2 separate regions of the Homo sapiens genome follow, and region 2 is linked to region 1. Evidence: chromatin contacts called from ENCODE Hi-C or POLR2A ChIA-PET data. All regions are on one chromosome and are shown on one strand. Each heading gives the region's core, a stretch centred on a gene start or an enhancer-like site at or near the end of the contact. The rest is flanking DNA. Distances are from core to core; before and after follow the strand shown. Region 1 overlaps ACSBG2 (acyl-CoA synthetase bubblegum family member 2). Region 2 holds the start of ALKBH7 (alkB homolog 7).

Region 1 (5,037 bases), core at 1,275-3,774:
CAAGAGTCTTGCTCTGTCACCCAGGCTGGAGTGCAATGGCGTGATCTCAGCTCACTGCAACCTCCACCTCCCAGGTTCAAGTGATCCTCTTTAGCCTCCCGAGTAGCTTGGACAGGCATGCACCACCACGCCTGGCTGTTTTTTTTTTTTTTTTTTGTATTTTATTTTATTTATTTGTTTATTTGGAGACAGAGTCTTGCTCTGTCGCCCAGGCTGGAGTGCAGTGGCGTGATCTCCGCTCACTGCTCTTGGCTCACTGCAACCTCTGCCTCTTGGGATCAAGTGATTCTCCTCTCTCAGCCTCCTGAGTAGCTGAGACTACAGGTGCGTGCCACCACGCCCGGCTAATTTTTGTATTTTTAGTAGAGGTGGGGTTTCACCATATTGGTCAGGATGGTCTCGAACTCCTGACCTCAGGTTATCCACCCACCTCGGCTTCCCAAAGTGCTGGGATTACAGGCATGAGCCACCACACCCAGCCTTTTTTTTTTTAGATGGAGTCTCGCTCTTTCGCCAGGCTTGAGTGCAGTGGCACTATCTCGGCTCACTGCAACCTCCGCTTCCCGGGTTCAAGTGATTCCCCTGCCTCAGCCTCCTGAGCAGCTGGGACTACAGGCGCATGCCACCATGCCCAGCTAATTTTTTGTATTTTTTAGTAGAGACGGGGTTTCACCATGTTGGCCAGGATGGTCTGTACCTCCTGACCTCATGATCTGCCCGCCTCAGCCTCCCAAAGTGCTGGGATTACAGGTGTGAGCCACTGTGCTTGGGCGATTATTATTATTATTATTATTATTATTATTATTATTATTATTATTTGTATTTTTAGTAGAGACAGGGTTTCTCCATGTTGGCCAGGCTAGTCTCGAACTCTTGACCTCAGGTTATTTGTCCACCTCAGCCTCCCAATTACAGGCATGAGCTACTGTGCCCAGCCTAAACAGAATCTTAAAATGGTAGGTTCTACTCTCCCTTGCAGAGGAGTAGATGCCCTTCTATGTGACTCTCCCCTATAAATTAGCGTCTTCAACCAGGGGTGATACTACTCCACCACCGCCCACCCTCCCCCCACCAGGGTATATTAGGCAGTGTCTGGAGACACTTTTGGTTGTTTCAAGTGGGAGGCAGGGGATATATTCCTGGCATCCAGTGAGTGGAGGCCAGCAATGCAGCTCAACATCCTACAGGGCGTCGGACAGCTCCTTAGAGAATTACCTGCCCCAAATGTCAACAGCAAGGAGGTTGAGAAACCCTGCTGTAAGTGTTATTGCTAACAAAGTAGTCTTTTAAGTTATCCGAGACTTAAGACTGTTGCTGTAGTGGTCACTTTGAACCTCTAAAAAGTTTGTAATTTTTTTTTTTTTTTTTTTTTTGAGACGGAGTCTTGCTCTGTTGCCCAGGCTGGAGTGCAGTGGCGCGATCTCAGCTCACTGCAAGCTCCGCCTCCTGGGTTCACGCCATTCTCCTGTCTCAGCCTCCCGAGTAGCTGGGACTACAGGCGCCCACCACCACGCCTGGATAATTTTTTTGTATTTTCAATAGAGACGGGGTTTCACCGTGTTAGCCAGGATGGTCTCGATCTTCTGACCTCGTGATCCGCCTGCCTCGGCCTCCCAAAGTGCTGGGATTACAGGTGTGAGCCACTGGCGCCCGGCCTTTTTTTTTTTTTTTTTTTGAGACAGAGTCTCACTCTGTTGCCAGGCTGGAGTGCAGTGGTGTGATCTCGGCTCACTGGAACCTCCGCCTCCCGGGTTCAAGCGATTCTCCTGCCTCAACCTCCTGAGTAGCTGGGACTACAGGCACGTACCACCATGCCCAGCTAATTTTTGTATTTTTAGTAGAGACGGTGTTTCACCATGTTGACCAGGATGGTCTCGATCTCCTGAGAAGTCTGCAATTCTAATTGGTTGTCTTAGTCATTGTTATAACAAATTTTGGCTTGGGTATAAATAAAATATTTAAACTTAATGTTGTTAGTTTTAACATAATTTTCAACTTTTTAGTATATTGTTTAATTATCTTAATGTTCTTGGGAAAAAATTAATAACAAAATGACTGATTTTTTTTAGCCACCAGTTTTGGTGGTGATTTGTTGCCCAGCAGTAATTAGCCAGAACAGACACTGTTCATTAATCAGTCCCTTCATGCCAGAAGGGAAAAATGCGTCCCAAAGGTCCCGCCTACGTCCTTTTGCTAGGCCCCCACGCATTGCTCACCTCCCATTTCCCTTTGCAAAGGCCACATCCACTTCCCTTTGCAAAGCCCCACCCACTACATTTATGAAGCCCCACCCACATCCCTTTGCAAACCCCCACCTACCACATTTGTGAGGCCCCATTCCATCTCTGCTTACCTCCCACTTTCTTTGAAAGGCCACACCCACTTCCCTTGTAAGGTCACACCCCCTCCCTCTGCTCACATTTCACGTCCTTTGAAAGGTCACACCCACTTTCCTCACAAGGCCCCACCCACTTCCTTTCCTCACCTTTCACTTCCTTTGAGAGTCCCCACCTACTTCCTTTGAGAGTTCCCACCCTTGCCAGGTCCGACCTCCTCCCTCTGCTCACCTTCCACTTAGGCCACGCCCACTTTTCTTGCAAGGCCCCGCCCTCCCCTTTCCCCAGTGCCCACCTCCCACACTTACAGAGTACAAGTTGTTGTTCTTCTTCATTGGCAGTCTGTACTGGATGATCGCTTTTAGGGGCTCTAGGCTGCTCTGTGGAATCTGAAAGAAAGTTCCCTGTGGGCTTCATGGCAACCCAGCCCTGGGAAAGACTAAAGCTGGGTTAGATGTCCTAAGTAAGCTCTCTCCAGCAACTCTAGCCTCTTTTTTTTTTTTTGAGACACAGTCTTGCTCTGTCGCCCAGGCTGGAGTGCATTGGCCCAATCTCGGCTCACTGCAACCTCCGCCTCCCGGGTTGAAGCCATTCTCCCACCTCAGCCTCCTGAGTATCTGGGATTGCAGGCATGTGCCACCATGCCCAGCTAATTTTTGTATTTTTAGTAGAGCCGGGGTTTCACCGTATTGGCCAGGCTGGTCTCGAACTCCTGACCCCAGGTGATCCCCCCGCCTCGGCCTCCCAAAGTGCTGGGATTACAGGCGTGAGCCACTGTGCCCAGCCTCCAGCCTCTTTTCTTCCCCTGCCCACACTATAAAATGCTGCTATTGGTCTTGACTGACTCCAAATGACTTGGTTTCAGGACTCCTGGATTCTTTGTAGTCCATATCAGTAGCTTCCAACAGTGTCGGTAGAGGATGACAATAGTCTGCCCGAGACAACACATCTCTGACCAAATTATGCTACACAGAATTGTGGATCTTGGTTGATGAGCTAAAAGAAGTCCCTCATGGCTCTTCCTTTTCCAGGACTTTGCACCTTGCAGCCCAGATTTAGCTAACCTTTTACTCGGAGTCAGGCAATAAAAATCCTTCATGAAGTTGGCTGGAACCTGGACAAGTGCAGAGCCCTCTACCCATACCTAGCACGGTAAGGTTCAGGTGACCTGCGGGATTCTTTTTTCTTTTCTTTCTTTCTTTTTTTTTTTTTTTGAGACGGAGTCTCACTCAGTCACCTAGGCTAGAGTGCAGTGGCGCTATCTCAGCTCACTCCAAGCTCCGCCTCCTGGGTTCATGCCATTCTCCTGCCTCAGCCTCCCGAGTAGCTGGGACTACAGGCGCCCGCCACCATGCTTGGCTAATTTTTTGTAGTTTTAGTAGAGATGGGGTTTCACTGTGTTAGCCAGGATGGTCTCGATCTCCTGACCTCGTGATCCGCCCACCTCAGCCTCCCAAAGTGCTGGGATTACAGGCATGAGCCACCACGCCCGGCCCCTGCGAGATTTTTATACTCTGTTCATGCCAAAGAAAGCGGGATGGGGTCTCTCTATGACACTTCTAGCCAATCCAATGAAAAAGTTACTTGCAACATCCATTTTGCTAATCATAACCACGCCTCTGGCATGCATTGGAGAGAAAAGATGGCAGAAGCCCGTATAGCAGCTGGACAGGAGTTTTCCAGAGAGAAGAAGAAACAGACATTCAAGGAGCCTGGGGCAGGCAACAGCTTGGGATGTCTGAGGGATACAAAAAGTCCAGGATGGCCAGAGTGGGGACCCAAGAGAGTATGATAGGGGAGGGGGCATGAAAGAATGGTGAGGCCCAGATCAGCGGAGCCTTGGAGGCAAAGATGAGGAGTTTGGAGTTTATTTAACTCCAACAGAAAACCGCTAGAGAATTAGAGGATTATAAGCAGAGGAGGATCTGTGATTACTCCCCCAAATAAAGATCTCCAAGTGGAGCTGGGCATCCAATTTGGGAGAAGCATGTCAGGAACCTGGTTTTGAATCTTCTAGACCTAGCAACTGGAACAATAAATCCTCCACAGACTTCACCTTCAATGAAACTAGGAGTCAGAAATAATTCAGATATTGCTTTATTCACTTAATGCTGGACCTGCTAGAACCAGGACAGAAATCCACAGCAGCCAGGTGGGTGTAGAGGGGAAGGTTGTGTATGTGGCATTTTCCAGTTATGGAAAACTCAAATTAAGCCAGCATTCCCAGCTGGAAGAAGGACCCCACCCACCCACCAGCACCCACCCCATAGTGTGTTCTGCTAGGAAGAGGACAAACAGGTATGACATGAGTTTTGGGAACCACCGATGCATCACTTAAGAAAGTAATTTTGTGAGCAGTGGTTCATGCCTGTAATCCCAGCACTTTGGGAGGCCAAGGCCATTGGATCACTTGAGGCCAGGAGTTCAAGAGCAGTCTGGCTAACATGGCGAAATCCAGTCTTGACAAAAAATGCAAAAATTAGCCCGGTGTGGTGGTGTGCACCTGTAGTCCCAGCTACTTGGGAGACTGAAGCATGAGAATCACTTGAACCTGGGAGGTGGAGGTTGCAGTGAGCCAAGATGGCGCCACTGCTCTCCAGACTGGACGACAAAGTGAGACAGTCTCAAAAAAAGAAAAAAACAAACAAAAAAAGAAAAGAAAAGAAAAAGAAAAAAGAAAAGAATTTTTAAAAGCTCTAGG
Region 2 (5,037 bases), core at 1,274-3,773, 210 kb before region 1:
CTGCCTGCGGCTGTGGTGGCTGAGGGTGCCCGGCCTGGCACCCAGAAGCTGCAGTGCTGGGGGAGCTCGGCTGACTTATTTATTGGAGACCTGGATGCAGAGACAACGAGGAGGGGAGTGGGCTGGGGCGACCAGCAGTGAGTGCAATAAAGGACACCACTCTCCCGGCCTTGTGACTTTGACCATGTGTCCAGCCAGCCACACCTGGAGCTCCCTATGGGCCAGTGCCATCCTGGGTTCCCCTGCAAATCCCGGCCCCAGCAAGCAGCCACTGCAATGTCCCAGTTAGGCTGTCCATTCCCCAACTTTATTCACAAATCTGGTGTCTGTAGAAAGCTGGGGGTCAGCAGGCTGGGGGCGGCTGTCCAGACTCCCCTGGCCCCATGCCCTCAGGGAGGGAGCGGCAGATCACGGAGATGCGCCGGCCCCGGGGAATCCGGCGTTCCCCAAAGAAGGACTCTTCATCCCGAAGGATCTCATGGGAGAAGTCATAACGGGCTGAGCCCCTGCAGGAAGAAACAGGCTGTGACTGGGTGCAAGGAGGGCAGCCCCTGCTCCAGGCAGACCTGGATTCCAGCCTCCTGGATTCCAGCCCCCTGCTGCCTCCCACACAGACCCTGGGGTAAAGGCGTCTTCGGGGAGGGCTGGATTGAGGGAAAGTACCCAGGGCACAGGGTGGGCGGATGGCACATTCTTGGAGGGGTGGGTGCTGCCTGGATGGAGGTACCTAAGGATGTAGAGGGAGCCCGGCTCCAGCAAGAGTTCCAGCCACTCCCCCGGCTCCTGGGTGTGCACCAGCCGCATAACGCTGGGAGACAGGAGAGACAGGCCGGCGATGGTGGCCCCGCAGAACTGCAAAAGAGGCGTGGGGATGGGTCAGGATCTAACCGGGCCTGCCTACCCCCTGGCTGGGAGTGCCAAGGCACCGTCCTCTGCCCACCTTGATGCTGTCCACGTGGGGCTTGATGTAGCCGCGGGCTTCCAGGTCCAGCACGTGCACGGAGGAGAGCAGGGTCTGGCCGGGGCCAAAGGCGGCCGCCTGCACGCGCTGCAGGATGGCCCGGCTGGCTTCTGACCAGCGCGACTTCTCTGTCTCTCGGAAGCCGTGGATGGCCTGCACAGAGAGCTCGGTTAAGCCTGGGAGCTCCCAGAGGGAACAAGGAAACTGAGGCAAGGAGGGGCAGAAAACGGCAAGGGGCTGGTTTCCCTATGTGACTCTTGACCCTGCCCTCAACTCAAACTCCCCTAGCCCCTCAACTATGGCCCTACCTAGGTGTGACCTCAGTCCTTAGTACTCACCCTGAGGCTACAATTCCAGGTCCCCAATGCTGGCCCGGCCCCAGCATTCAATTGGCTGAATCTCCCTACAACTTGACCCCACCCAAGTGTCCTGTCTCTGTCTCTCAACATCATCTGGCTCCACATCCGTTTCCGCCCCTAACCTTGGTCCCAGGTCGCAAAAGTGCTCTCCCTGACCCCAAGGTCCTCATCCCCCAGGTCCCGCCCCTCCCACAGCCAGAGTTTCAGCCCAGCCCCCACCATAGCCCAGCTCCCAAATCCCTGCAATAGCTACCGACCCCAAAAAGGCCCTGCCCCATCCCAGCATGTGTCTCCCCTATCTCCGCCCCCAGCGTGGTTCTGCCCTCTCTAAACCTCGACTTCCCCGTCCCCCCCACAGCATGGCCCCAACCCATCCCGGCGCTTGACTCCACGGACCCCGCCCCAAGCTTGGCCCCGCCCCATCCATGCGCTCGACGACCTGACCACGCCCCAATCCCAGCCGCCACGTTCTTCTGCACTGTAACTGCTAGCAGCGTAATCGCACCCCAACCCTACACCCGACTCCCTGGCCCCACCCCCACGCTCGACTGCGCTGTAACCGCCCCCAAGCGTGGCCACGCCCCATCCCAGCACTGGTCCCCACTGTCCCCGCCCCCAGCGTGGCCACGCCCCGTCCCTACGCTCGCCTCCTGTCCCGCCCCCAGAGTGCCCCCGCCCCATCCCTGCGCTGTCTCCTTTGTCCCCGCCCCAGCGTGGCCCCGCCCCATCCCTGCGCCCGACCCCCCTGGCCCCACAACCCCAGCACCGTAGCCCCGCCCCCACGCTAAACGGTACTGTAACCGCCCCCAGTGTGGCCCTGCCCGGTCCCGGCGCTCGTCTCCTCTGTCCCCGCTCCAAATCCCCGCTCTAGGTACCGCCCCCAGCGTGTCCCCGCCCCATCTGATGCTCCACGTCCCCAGGCCGCGCCCCCGACGAGCCCCCGTCCCTCGCCCCCGGCGCTGCCGGTCTCACCGCGTCCCAGTGATCGTATTCGTAGCGGCGGCGGCGCAGCTCGGGCTCCAGTTCTCGGCTCAGCGTCTCCTCCTCTGCCGTGCTCAGGAAGCCAGGCCGCACCACGGCCGCGTCCTGCAGGCGGCTCAGCACGGAAGGGCCCGAGCCTCGCACCCAGCTGGGCCCTGGCAGCGTCCGCAGCGCCAGCAGCCCAGTCCCGGCCATAATCCCGGAGCGGGGTCATGAGAGAGGGCAGGGTTGGGGAACGCCCCCGCCAAAAGCCATTGGCGGTACCTGCGGCAGCGATTGACTTCCCTCAGAGTCCCGCCTCTCGCTCATAGCTATTGGTTGCTGCTAGACTCGCCTTCACAGGCTATTGGCCTTTTTCCAGAACCCGCCTCCTCTCTTGAGCTTATTGGGCGCCACCTCCCGCCTGACTTACACCAGTGGCTGAGTCGCAAGTCCGTCTGCAGCTTAGCACCGCCTCTTTAATCATTAGAAAACGTACACCCTAGGGGTTGCCTGGCCAAGACTTCATAAGGGGATATGGGCAGTATCTGGTCTGAAGTCCGGAAGTCAGGGGGACTGGGGCCAAGGCCACGGTTATGGAGTCGACTAGGGCTAGAGGTTAAGGGCAGAGTACAGTCAGGCCGAGATAAGGGTCCGGGGTCAGGGGACTGACGTCAAGGCCACGATTATGTGTGTGGTGGGGCCAGCTATCCAGAGTTAGGGCTTATGGTCAAAGGTCAGAGCGAGGTATCATTCATTTCCCCGTCTCCGTATCACTATTACTTTAGGTTTGAAAATGGCATTATGGTTGTCTTTTTGATTCCTCGGCCGGGCGTGGTGGCTCACGCCTGTAATCCCAGCACTTCGGGAGGCCGAGGCGGGTGGATCACCTGAGGTCAGGAGTTCGAGACCAGCCTGGCCAGCATGGTGAAAACCCGTCTCTACTGAAAATACAAAAAATGAGCCGAGCTTGGTGGCGCGCGTGCCTGTAATCCCAGCGACTCAGGAGGCTGAGGCAGGAGAATTGCTTGAACCCAGGAGGCGGAGGTTGCAGTGAACAGAGATCCCGCCACTGCACTCCAGCCTGGGCGACACAGCAAAACATTGTCTCAAAAAAAAAAAAAAGAGTCATCGTTTTTTACAAACGCAAACTGAAAAAAAAATATTTACAGAAAAAAGATCTCTGGGATTTGCTTCCACATAAATCCAGGCTGTGGGGGCAGGGAGGGGGCGGGTAGGGAAGAATCATCTTTGACCGTGAATTAATTGTTGAATTGGTGTGATAAGTACGTGGGGTCTCATTACCCTGTTTTCTCTACTTTTGTTTATATTTATTTTTATTTGTTTATTTTTGAGACAGAGTCTCACTCTGTCGCCCAACCTGGAGCGCAGTGGCACGATCTCAGGCCCTGAAGATTTGCAACCGCTGCCTCTGGGGTTTAAGTGATTCTCATGCCTCAGCCTCCCGAGTAGCTGGGATTACAGGCAACGAACCATCATGCCCAGCTTTTTTGTTTTGTTTGTTTTTGAGACCGAATTTCGCTCTTGTCACTCAGGCTGGAGTGCAATGGTGCGGTCTTGGCTCACTGCAACCTCTGCCTTCCGGGTTCAAGCGATTCTCCTGCCTCAGCCTCCCGAGTAGCTGGGATTACGGGAAGCTGCCACCACGCCCAACTAATTTTTGTTTTTTATTTTTTTGGTTTTTGGGTTTTTTTTTTTTTGACACACAGTCTCGCTCTGTCACCCAGGCTGAAGTGCAGTGGCGGGATCTTGGCTCACTGCAAGCTCTGCCTCCCGGGTTCACACCATTCTCCTGCCTCAGCCTCCCGAGTAGCTGGGACTACAGGCGCCTGCCACCACGCCCGGCTAATTTTTTGTATTTTTAGTAGAGACAGGGTTTCACCACATTGGCCAGGCTGATCTCAAACTCCTGATCTCAGGTGACCCGTCTGCCTCGGCCTCCCAAAGTGCTGGGATTATAGGCCTGAGCCACCATGCCCGGCCTTTATTTTATTATTTTCTCCCTCTATTGCCCAGGCTGGAGTGCAAGGGCACGATCATAGCTCACTGCAGCCTGGAACTCTTGGGCTCAGGTGATCCTCTCCCCTCAGCCTCTCAAAGCTCTGGGTACTTTTGTATGTATTTTAAATGTGCATAATGCAAACTGCAACACTGTAACTGCTGAGCGTAGCGCCCCCCCGACCCCGGCCCGAATGCTTGCATTTTGAAAAATATTGACCCCATTTCTCCCTCCAGCTACATCTGCCCCCCCACCCTCTGCTCCCCTTGATAGTGTAATTCCTCGAAAGACTTGTCTATGTCTGATATGTTTCCTCCTATCCTTTCTGGATCCACTCCAGCCTGGCTTTTGGCTCCCACAGCACCAGAAAAGGCCTGATTTAAGGCCACCAGTGACATCCACAATGCCGAATCCAATAGCCAGGTCTCAGTCTGACTGTTAATGAGCCTACATGCTGATGCCGCCTACATTTTGTTTTTTTTGAGACAGAGTCTCGCTTTGTCGCCCAGGCTGGAGTGCAGTGGCGCGATCTCCGCTCACTGCAAGCTCCGCTCACTGCAAGCTCCGCTTCCCAGGTTCACGCCATTCTGCCGCCTCAGCCTCCCGAGTAGCTGGGACTACAGGCGCCTGCCACCACGCCCAGCTAATTTTTTGTATTTTTAGTAGACACGGGGTTTCACTGTTAGCCAGGATGGTCTTGATCTCCTGACCTCGTGATCCGCCCGCCTCGGTCTCCC

Evidence for each region. A loop is a pair of places that touch in the nucleus more often than their neighbours do. ChIA-PET counts read pairs that join two places held with the same protein, here RNA polymerase II (POLR2A). Pooled maps may share reads with other maps.
Region 2: a loop to region 1 is called in a pooled map, with 8 times the contacts of the local background. The contact joins the promoter of ALKBH7 here to the enhancer-like site in region 1. A Hi-C loop is called at or near these places in 3 of 37 single-sample maps with no recorded cell type and 10 of 50 pooled maps. POLR2A ChIA-PET finds 5 or more read pairs at or near these places in 7 of 52 experiments (A673, BJ, GM10248 and 4 more).

What each region holds. Positions count from the first base shown.
Region 1 is chr19:6,158,903-6,163,939 of GRCh38, reverse strand. ACSBG2 (acyl-CoA synthetase bubblegum family member 2) reads right to left here. Exons shown (of 15, transcript NM_030924.5): 6 at 2,645-2,725. All of the region lies in intron 2 of LOC105372255 (a long non-coding RNA gene), which reads left to right. Among named protein-coding and RNA genes, the nearest start is that of ACSBG2, 26 kb to the right of the region's middle. RefSeq lists a silencer at 2,396-2,455. Within about 2 kb of position 2,524, at least 4 of the 41 ENCODE cell types and tissues checked have a DNase peak (open chromatin) inside an H3K27ac peak, as active enhancers do.
Region 2 is chr19:6,370,280-6,375,316 of GRCh38, reverse strand. ALKBH7 (alkB homolog 7) reads right to left here and starts at 2,523. Exons shown (of 4, transcript NM_032306.4): 1 at 2,293-2,523; 2 at 941-1,114; 3 at 728-852; 4 at 67-506. The coding sequence starts at 2,496. The coding sequence ends at 344. PSPN (persephin) reads left to right here. Exons shown (of 2, transcript NM_004158.5): 2 at 1-169. The coding sequence ends at 23. RefSeq lists a silencer at 1,800-2,199 and an enhancer at 1,869-2,791.